Linked DNA regions of Homo sapiens: all the other regions are linked to region 3. The links are chromatin contacts, found by Hi-C or POLR2A ChIA-PET in ENCODE. All regions are on one chromosome and are shown on one strand. Each heading gives the region's core, a stretch centred on a gene start or an enhancer-like site at or near the end of the contact. The rest is flanking DNA. Distances are from core to core; before and after follow the strand shown.

Region 1 (2,700 bases), core at 19-2,518, 280 kb after region 3:
TAGGCCAACATGGTGAAACCCTGTCTCTACTAAAAATACAAAAATTAGCTGGCCATGGTGGTGCACTCCTGTAGTCCCAGCTACTCGGGAGGCTGAGGCAGGACAATCATTTGAACCCAGGAGGCGGAGGCTGCAGTGAGATCGCGCCATTGCACTCCAGCCTAGGTGATAGAGTGAGACTCTGTCTCAAAAACAAACACCCCAAACAAACAAAAACCAAAAACAACCCCCATCTCCAAAACCAAAAATTCAACGTGGCTGGGAGTCGTGGCTCACGCCTGTCATCCTAGCACTTTGGGAGGCCGAAATGGGAAAATGGTTTGAGGCTAGGAGTTTGAGACCAGCCTAGTCTAAACAGCAAGACCCTGTCTCTATTTAAAATACATAATGCAAATAAATTTTAAAAAATTTAAAAAGTGGCTGGGCACGGTGGCTCACGCCTGTAATCCCAGCACTTTGGGAGGCCGAGGCGGGCGGATCACGAGGTCAGGAGATCGAGACCATCCTGGCTATCACGGTGAAACCCCGTCTCTACTAAAAATACAAAAAATTAGCCTGGCGTGGTGGCGGACACCTGTAGTCCCAGCTACTCAGGAGGCTGAGGCAGGAGAATGGCGTGAACCCGGGAGGCAGAGCTTGCAGTGAGCCGAGATCGCGCCACTGCACTCCAGCCTGGGCGATAGAAAGAGACTCCGTCTCAAAAAAGAAAGAAAAAAAAATTAAAAGTATATAAAAGAATAAAACAGCTTCGCAGAGCTACCCATGAGCCATCCCCGACCCGTGTTCTTTTCCCGTGACCCGGGTAACCATCTTGGGAGGCTCTAACACCCTAGGCGGTCAGTGGGCAGCAGGCACCACACCCCTGGTTGGAGCTGTGGCGGCTTCCCAGCAGCAGCCGCGGGCGGGGCGACCTGTCCTTAGGTACGGAAGCGCTGGGGCGCGGCTGCCTAGCAGCCGCCAGTCCGCTCGCCCCTCGCGTTCTCTGGCTCTCAAATCCGAGTGCAGCCTCGAACATAGGTCCTTCTGCCGCCCCGCCCCCTGGCTGGCAATCTGCTCCACCGTAACCACGCCCTCCCCACAGTCCCGCCCCATCTTCGCTCTCAGCGCGCCCGGCCCCGCCTCTGCCCTTTAAGGCCACACCGCTATCCAGGCCCGGCTCCCCGCCTGTCCGTCAATCCGCTCCGGTTCTGCCCCGCCCTCCTCTTGCCGTTCCCTCACGCTGGCCTCGGCGCGGCCCGTTGTTATGACGACATGGTCGTAAATCCGCCATCTTCCTGCGGCGCGTTGCGACATGGAGGGCGCGATGGCAGTGCGGGTGACGGCCGCTCATACGGCAGAAGCCCAGGCCGAAGCCGGGCGGGAAGCGGGCGAGGGTGCAGTTGCGGCGGTGGCGGCGGCCTTGGCCCCCAGCGGCTTCCTCGGCCTCCCGGCGCCCTTCAGCGAGGAAGGTAACCGGGCCGACCCGGAGGGTGCGGCCGGGGTGCGGGCAGTTCATCCCGGGCTGGCAGAGGCCCGGATGGCCCGAGCTGCGGGCTCGACCGACCCTCCCAGACCCAGACACCTCGCGGATCTCGCGGGACCCTCACAGCCCTCCACGAAACCCCCAGGTTTGCTGCGACCCTCACGGGCCTCTCCTGCGGGGCGCCTGTCATCCCCCCTCTCTGGTGTGCGTCCACAAGTGCTCGCGGGTTGCTGAGCCCCCGGGCGCCCGGTGTAGACATTCGCAGACGCCGGCGTCCCGGCCCTTCTCTGCCTCCGATGCCTGAGCCTGGCCCTCCCCTCCTCTGGGCCCCTTCCTCCTGCACCTGATGGGCGTCTAGGGCCCTGTTGGTGGTTCCAAGAGGGTGGGGCCTCGGTTTCTCCAGGATCTGGGCTCTGGGCCTGTCCGTAGGGAGGCAGCAGAGCCTAGTGCAAGAGGGCTGGTGCACTGCAGCCAGCCTGTGGCCCCTTCCAGTCCCACACTTGCCGCTTTCTAGTTCTTTGATCCTGGGTAGGTGACCCTACCTCTGTGAACCTCTATTTCCCCTACAGAATGGGGCGGCGGCTTCTGCCAGTAATGTAACAAGCCCTTATCCTGCTTTAGGTTTTTTCATTCTCAAACCAGTCCTGACAGGTGGATGTTATTGTTATTCTCATTTTGGGGATGAGGAAAATCGAAGGTTGGAGACCTGAAAGTGACCGGGTGGGCTGGGTGCGGTGGCTCACGCCTGTAATCCCAGCACTTTGGGAGGTCGAGACGGGCGGGTCACGAGGTCAGGAGATGGAGACCATCCTGGCCAACATGGTGAAACCCGTCTCTACTAAAAATACAAAAAAACAAAATTAGCCGGGCGTGGTGGCGGGCGCCTGTAGTGGGGAGGCTGAGGCGGAGAATGGCGTGAACTCGGGAGGTGGAGCTTGCGGTGAGCCGAGACCGCGCCACTGCACTCCAGCCTGGGCGGCAGAGCCGGACTCCGTCTCAAAAGAAAAGAAAATGACCAGGGTCACCCAGGTAGTTAAGTAGCAAGGGTTGGATTGGATCTCAGCACTGTGAAGGCCTTCACAGCCCCTTTAACTTCCGGGCTCTGCTGCCTCATAGAAGCATCATGGGAATTAAAATAAAGATTGTGGCCAGGCGCAGTGGCTCACGCCTGTAATCCCAGCACTTTGGGAGGCCAAGGTGGGTGGATCACCTGAGGTCAGGAGTTCGAGACCAGCCTG
Region 2 (2,700 bases), core at 95-2,594, 450 kb before region 3:
TTTTTAGGAGAGACGGGGTTTCACCATGTTGGCCAGGCTGGTCTCGAACTCCTGAGCTTGTGACCCACCCGTCTCGGCCTCCCTAAGTGCTGGGATTAGAGGTGTGAACCACTGTGCCCGGCCACTGGCTCTTATTTTCTTACCCTACCGGTTTTTTATTTTGATTCCTTTTTTTTTTTTGAAACAGGGTCTTGCTCTGTTGTCCAGGCTGGAGTGCAGTGGCAGTGAACATGGCTCACTGCAGCCTCAACCTCCCGGGCTCAAGCCATCCTCCCACCTCAGCCTCCTGAGTAGCTGGGATCACAGGCTCATGACACCGTGCCTGGCTAATTTTTAAATTTTTTGTAGAGACAGGGTCTCACTATTTTTCCCATTCTTGAACTTCTGGGTGCAAACGATTCTCCCACCTCAGCTTCCCAGTGCTGGAATTACCGGCGTGAGCCACCGGGCCCGGCCTCTGCCAGTTTTTCTGCTCGAGGCCTGTCACCTGGCATATTTCGTATGTACTTTATCTGTTCCCCCGATAGGTGAGCAGGAACTTTGCATCATTTGTTGCTCAGAAGGCTTGGTGCACCAAGCAGGCATTTAATCAATGTTTGTTGAATGGATAACTGTTCCCCAGCTTTTCCCACATCCATCACTGCTGAAATGGCGCCTCTTTAGGTGTCTTCCTGGATTGCCCCCTCCACAAAGATGAAGCCCCCCACACTCCGCTGCGGTGTACAGAAGGCACTGCATGTTGTAAATGTTCAGTGTCCGGCTGTCCAGCCTGGCGGCCACAGCCAAAGGTAGTACCGAGCCCTTGAGATGGGGCTAGTGCTGCAAGGGAACTGGACTTATTTAACTTCAGTTAATTTACAGAGCCACATGCGTCTAGCGCTTACCCTACTGGTCGCAGTTTTTATTCCACGACCCGGCCTCATTTACGGAGCTGCAATTGTTCAGATCTGACATGATCTCAACTGCTCTTTTACTTCCTTGTGTACCGTGCGTTTCCCTTACTGGCCTCTGACCCTTGAAAGCAGAGCCTTACATCCGGGGAAGACGAGCCAGGCCTGTCTTGGTAAACATCTGCCTTAGAGCGAACGCTCGGCGTTCTGGAGAGAATGTGGGACCCGAGGCGGAGGGAAGAGACGGCTGACATCACTCCAGGGTAGGGACGACCGAGATGGGAGAAACTAAGGCGAGAACCCACCACCCGGGCGCAGCGAACCCAGCTCGCAGCCACGTGGGGAAGCGCGGCCCTGCCCTCAGGCCCCGCCCCACTCACGCGTCAGGCCCCGCCCACCCCACCGCCCCCCGCTCCCGCGTCCAGGCTCCGCCCCGTCCCCGCGCAGCGCAGGCGCAGATGCGCCCTCCCGCCTGGCGTCCTCCGCAGATTCGCGCTGAGAGGCCCGCGGAGACCCGCCCCAGAGGCTCAAGAAAACCCGCGGGAGCCTCGCCCGGACCCAGGAACTCGTGCTCGGGGCCAACCGGCTGGGCCGCGATCGCGTTTCGTCCGGGGCCGCGGCGGCCGTGGGGAATCGGCTGCAGCGAATCGGTGGCGCGCGGCGCCTGAGCGCGCTGCAGTCACCCGGGAGCCGGGTCCAGGTCGGGTTGGGGGTCGGGGATCGGGGATCGGGGGTCCGGTTGGGTCGGGTTGGGCTCCAGGTCTGGTTGGGTCGGGTCCAGGTCGGGTAGGAGTCCGGTCGGGGTCCGGGTACAGGTCGGGGTCCGGGCCTGGATCGGGGGCGGGTCCGCGTGCGGCTCCTCTAGCCCCGAACCCGTGTTCCCCGTAAGCTGTTGGTTTCTAAGGGGCGGAGGAATGGCGACTGGAGCCACCTCTCACCGCTCAGGGAGCCGGGAGGGCCGGCAGCTCCCGCGGGCCGAGTTTCCCGCCTTGGGTGCGAGGACGCGTGGGGCCGCGCTGTGCCCGGGGAACACTCACCAGCATCTCTAGCCTCCACCTCCCTCTCGCGCCAGTGGCACTCCCGGTTGAGACAACTGAGAATGTTCCCTGGGCACAGTGGCCCGGGTTGAGAAGCCCTGCAGTGGCTGGTAGCGTTGGGGTCCGAGCGGAGGAGCGAACTCTGGGTGGAAACCGGCAGGCACTGGAGGGGAAGGAGGCGGGACAGGGTTGGGTGGGACCAGGGTTGAGGGGTGTGGGGTCTCGGGGCGCTCACCGAGGGGCTTCCTGAGCTTGTGTGGATTATTTCCGTGCCCCAAGCTGAGCCCTGTGTCCATGTCACAGGTCGTCTTCCCGTGACGCCCAGATCTGTCCTGCAGGATGGAGCCAGCACCCTCAGAGGTTCGACTCGCCGTCCGGGAAGCCATTCATGCCCTCTCGTCTTCGGAGGATGGCGGCCACATCTTCTGCACCCTGGAGTCCCTGAAGCGGTATCTCGGTGAGATGGAGCCTCCAGCGCTCCCGAGGGAGAAGGAGGAGTTTGCCTCGGCCCACTTCTCGCCTGTCCTCAGATGTCTTGCCAGCAGGCTGAGCCCAGCCTGGCTGGAGCTGCTGCCCCATGGCCGCCTGGAGGAGCTGTGGGCCAGCTTCTTCCTGGAGGGCCCGGCGGACCAAGCCTTCCTGGTGTTGATGGAGACCATCGAGGGTGCTGCGGGGTGAGTGGGCTGGGCCCATCCTGGGGTTGCCGGTAGCCTCAGAAGTGATGAGAGTGGCTTGAAGGACTGGACCAAGAGCCTCTCTAGTCCCTGTGAGGG
Region 3 (2,700 bases), core at 160-2,659:
GGGGCCCTGATGTGGCCCAACCACCTGGTCCCTCTCCTTTCTCAAGTGGTCCTCCCTGCTGCCCAACGAGGCCCTAAGCTGGATACCCAGGCACTGCTCTGCTCTCCAGGCAGGAAGAGAACAGTCCCAGAGAAAAGGCCTCCAGGCCACACAGGAGCCCAGGAAGAAAGAGGGCTGGGGACAACAGATTTCAGCCTACCCACAAAGGATCCCTTTGGAGTGGAGGGGGTGGGAAAGTTGCAAAACTGACTTGCAGAACTGTTTTAAGGACTGAAAACAGGAACCTCCAGGGGTGCTGAGTCACCTCTCACCCATCACCTGGGGACAGCCTCCCCTGGAGACTGTAAACTACCCAGCCTTTTCCAGGAACTGGAGAAAAAAGCAAAGAGAAGCCAGCAGCTGCTGTGGAAGTGGAGTTTCTGGCTTGGCAGAGCAGCCTGAGGACAACTGGGATCTAAAGCCAGAGAGTCTTGCTGGGGGAGGCTTTGCCGGGATGGTCCTGTGTCACAGCCCAACCCGCTACAGGGGTGCCACCCAGCAGATCCGCCCAAGGAGACCAGTGCACTCAGACTTGCCTGTGGATGTGTTTTTACCAAATTAGTCCACTACCAGGCGAGCCCAGCCCAGAAGGGATTCATCAGGGCCAGTGTGGAGGGCTGGCCATGCCCCAAACCACCCCATCCTGCCTGCCTGGTCAAACTTCACGGGCTGTTGGCAGGTGCCTGGTGGCACTCCTGGTTCCCCAATTTGGAGTCCCTGGGCAGGTGGGGAGGCACCTGGGCCGGCACATTAGGATCTGAAGGGGACATTCTATGCTTGCCAGACTCCTCCCAGAGATCCCGGACTCGGGGGAATGGGAAGGGCCAGGGTAACACCTGCGGGATGACCCGCGAAGGGGCGCCCCGGCCACAGGAGCTGGCCCTGGACAAGAACCTGGCCTCTCCGAAGCCCCGACCCTAACCCGAATTCCCCCAGCGCCATCACTTTGGAGTGTAGGGGGTAGGGAAGGGGTACCACCCCCACGTATCCCGATCCCTTAGACCCACCCCCGAAACGGCACGTTCACACTCGAGGCCTGCCCCCTCCAGGACGGTGAGCCCCAAGGCCCCCTCTCCTCGGGTACCCCACTCTCCTCGCCCCCAGGCTCCCCACTCCTCCGCAGTCCTTTTGACCCCTGTTCGCTTCTCCCCGGCAGCCACATTCGCCCCCATTCCCGGCTTGGGAGAGACATCACCCCCGGACGACGGCGGCGCCCCCGCTAATGCGCGCCCCCCGCCGCGCTGCCCTCCCAGCGAGAGGCCGCAGGACCAACCAGGTTCAAAGTGATTCTGGAAAACCTCGCCCCCGAAGAAGCTGCAGAACGACATGGCGCCACCGGAACCGCAGCGCGCTTGCCGCTGCCAACTGACCAAAGGCTGCCGACCCGACGACCGCCGGTACCCGCGTCCACCTCCCCGCCCCTCCCGAGGACCAATCGCTCCCCGGAGGGCGAATCCCGGCTTCCGCCTCCGGGAGGCCCCGCCCCTCCTCAGGGCTGGTCCAATACGATCTTCCCAGCTGGCCCCGCCCACGTTGACTCCTTGGGACCACTCCTGGGCCACTTCCCCAAGGCCCCGCCCCCCGGTGCCAGTCCAATCGCATCTCCCCAGCAGGCCCCGCCCATGGAAACTCCCAGGGACCACCCCTAGGCCGCTTCCCCAAGGCCCCGCCCCTGCCGCCCCTCGCGCCCTGGTGGCTAGGGGCGCACATGGGGCCTGGCCAGGTGGGCGACGGCGCGAATCCGTAGGGTCGTGTCCCCCCAGTCCAGTCCCTGGTACTAAGCCCGGAGCTGCCGGAGGTCATGCAGCCTTTCCGCGCCCAGGTGAAACCGCCTTTGCAAAATGATGACTGAAACAGTGAAAGAGATCTAACTCAGCCGACTCTATCTTGCTTCTAACCTCCAAGCTGTCCTTATTCATCCCTGCTGGTAGGTTGAAATAACTTTGGGAGAAACTCAGTTTATAGTTTTTTGTTTTTTTCTTTCTTTCTTTCTTTCTTTTGAGACGGAGTCTTACTCTGTTTCCAGGCTGGAGTGCAGTAGCGCGATCTCAGCTCACTGCAACCTCCAACTCGCTGGTTCAAGCAATTCTCCTGCCTCAGCCTCCCGAGTAGATGGGATTACAATCATGCGCCACCACGCCCAGCTAATTTTGTATTTTTAATAGAGACGAGGTTTCTCGATGTTGGCCAGGCTGGTCTTGAACTCCCGACCTCAGGTGATCCGCCCATCTTGGCCTCCCAAAGTGCTGGGATTACAGGCGTGAGCCACCGCGCCCAGCCAGTTTATAGTTTAAAACAAAGACAGTAACAGCCCTTTCCCAAAGCAGACCACCTCCTTGCCTGGGGACTAGATTGCATTTTTAGGACTAACATTAGCCACAATATTGGGAATTATGGTTTAGGAGTCGTGCATCTGGAGGCTACAAGATTCTGACCCTCCCTAAGCTGCCCCTAAGATCAGTGCTTGAGATATTTTGCCGACCCTGCAACTTGATGGATCTGCTGGCACCAACCAGATTGATAAACTGGCTCATCTGATCTTGTGGCCACCACCCAGGAGCTGACTCAGCGCAAGAAGACAGCTGACTCCCTGTGATTTCCTCCCTGACCAATCGGCTCTCCTGGCTCACTGGCTCTCCCCACCCGCCAAGTTATCCTTAA

What was found. A loop is a pair of places that touch in the nucleus more often than their neighbours do. ChIA-PET counts read pairs that join two places held with the same protein, here RNA polymerase II (POLR2A). Pooled maps may share reads with other maps.
Region 1: a pooled map shows a loop between it and region 3 (15-fold over the local background). The contact joins the promoter of E4F1 here to the promoter of MSRB1 in region 3. A Hi-C loop is called at or near these places in 2 of 37 single-sample maps with no recorded cell type and 13 of 50 pooled maps. POLR2A ChIA-PET finds 5 or more read pairs at or near these places in 3 of 52 experiments (A673, AG04450 and WTC11).
Region 2: a loop to region 3 is called in a map of CD4-positive, alpha-beta memory T cell, with 10 times the contacts of the local background. The contact joins the promoter of TELO2 here to the promoter of MSRB1 in region 3. A Hi-C loop is called at or near these places in 2 of 168 maps with a recorded cell type or tissue (CD4-positive, alpha-beta memory T cell and naive thymus-derived CD4-positive, alpha-beta T cell), 3 of 37 single-sample maps with no recorded cell type and 10 of 50 pooled maps.

What each region holds. Positions count from the first base shown.
Region 1 is chr16:2,222,323-2,225,022 of GRCh38, forward strand. It overlaps E4F1 (E4F transcription factor 1), which reads left to right and starts at 1,269. Exons shown (of 14, transcript NM_004424.5): 1 at 1,269-1,448. The coding sequence starts at 1,292. RefSeq lists silencers at 964-1,103, 1,394-1,483 and enhancers at 1,164-1,333, 1,564-1,703.
Region 2 is chr16:1,492,016-1,494,715 of GRCh38, forward strand. TELO2 (telomere maintenance 2) reads left to right here and starts at 1,345. Exons shown (of 21, transcript NM_016111.4): 1 at 1,345-1,590; 2 at 2,231-2,601. The coding sequence starts at 2,267. RefSeq lists enhancers at 1,003-1,052, 1,150-2,050 and silencers at 1,263-1,352, 1,523-1,572, 1,583-1,782.
Region 3 is chr16:1,941,790-1,944,489 of GRCh38, forward strand. It overlaps MSRB1 (methionine sulfoxide reductase B1), which reads right to left and starts at 1,410. Exons shown (of 4, transcript NM_016332.4): 1 at 1,313-1,410. The coding sequence starts at 1,367. RPL3L (ribosomal protein L3 like) reads right to left here. Exons shown (of 10, transcript NM_005061.3): 10 at 2,185-2,700. LOC124903625 (a long non-coding RNA gene) reads left to right here and starts at 1,005. Exons shown (of 2, transcript XR_007064940.1): 1 at 1,005-1,092; 2 at 1,196-2,700. RefSeq lists an enhancer at 1-199 and a silencer at 1,384-1,883.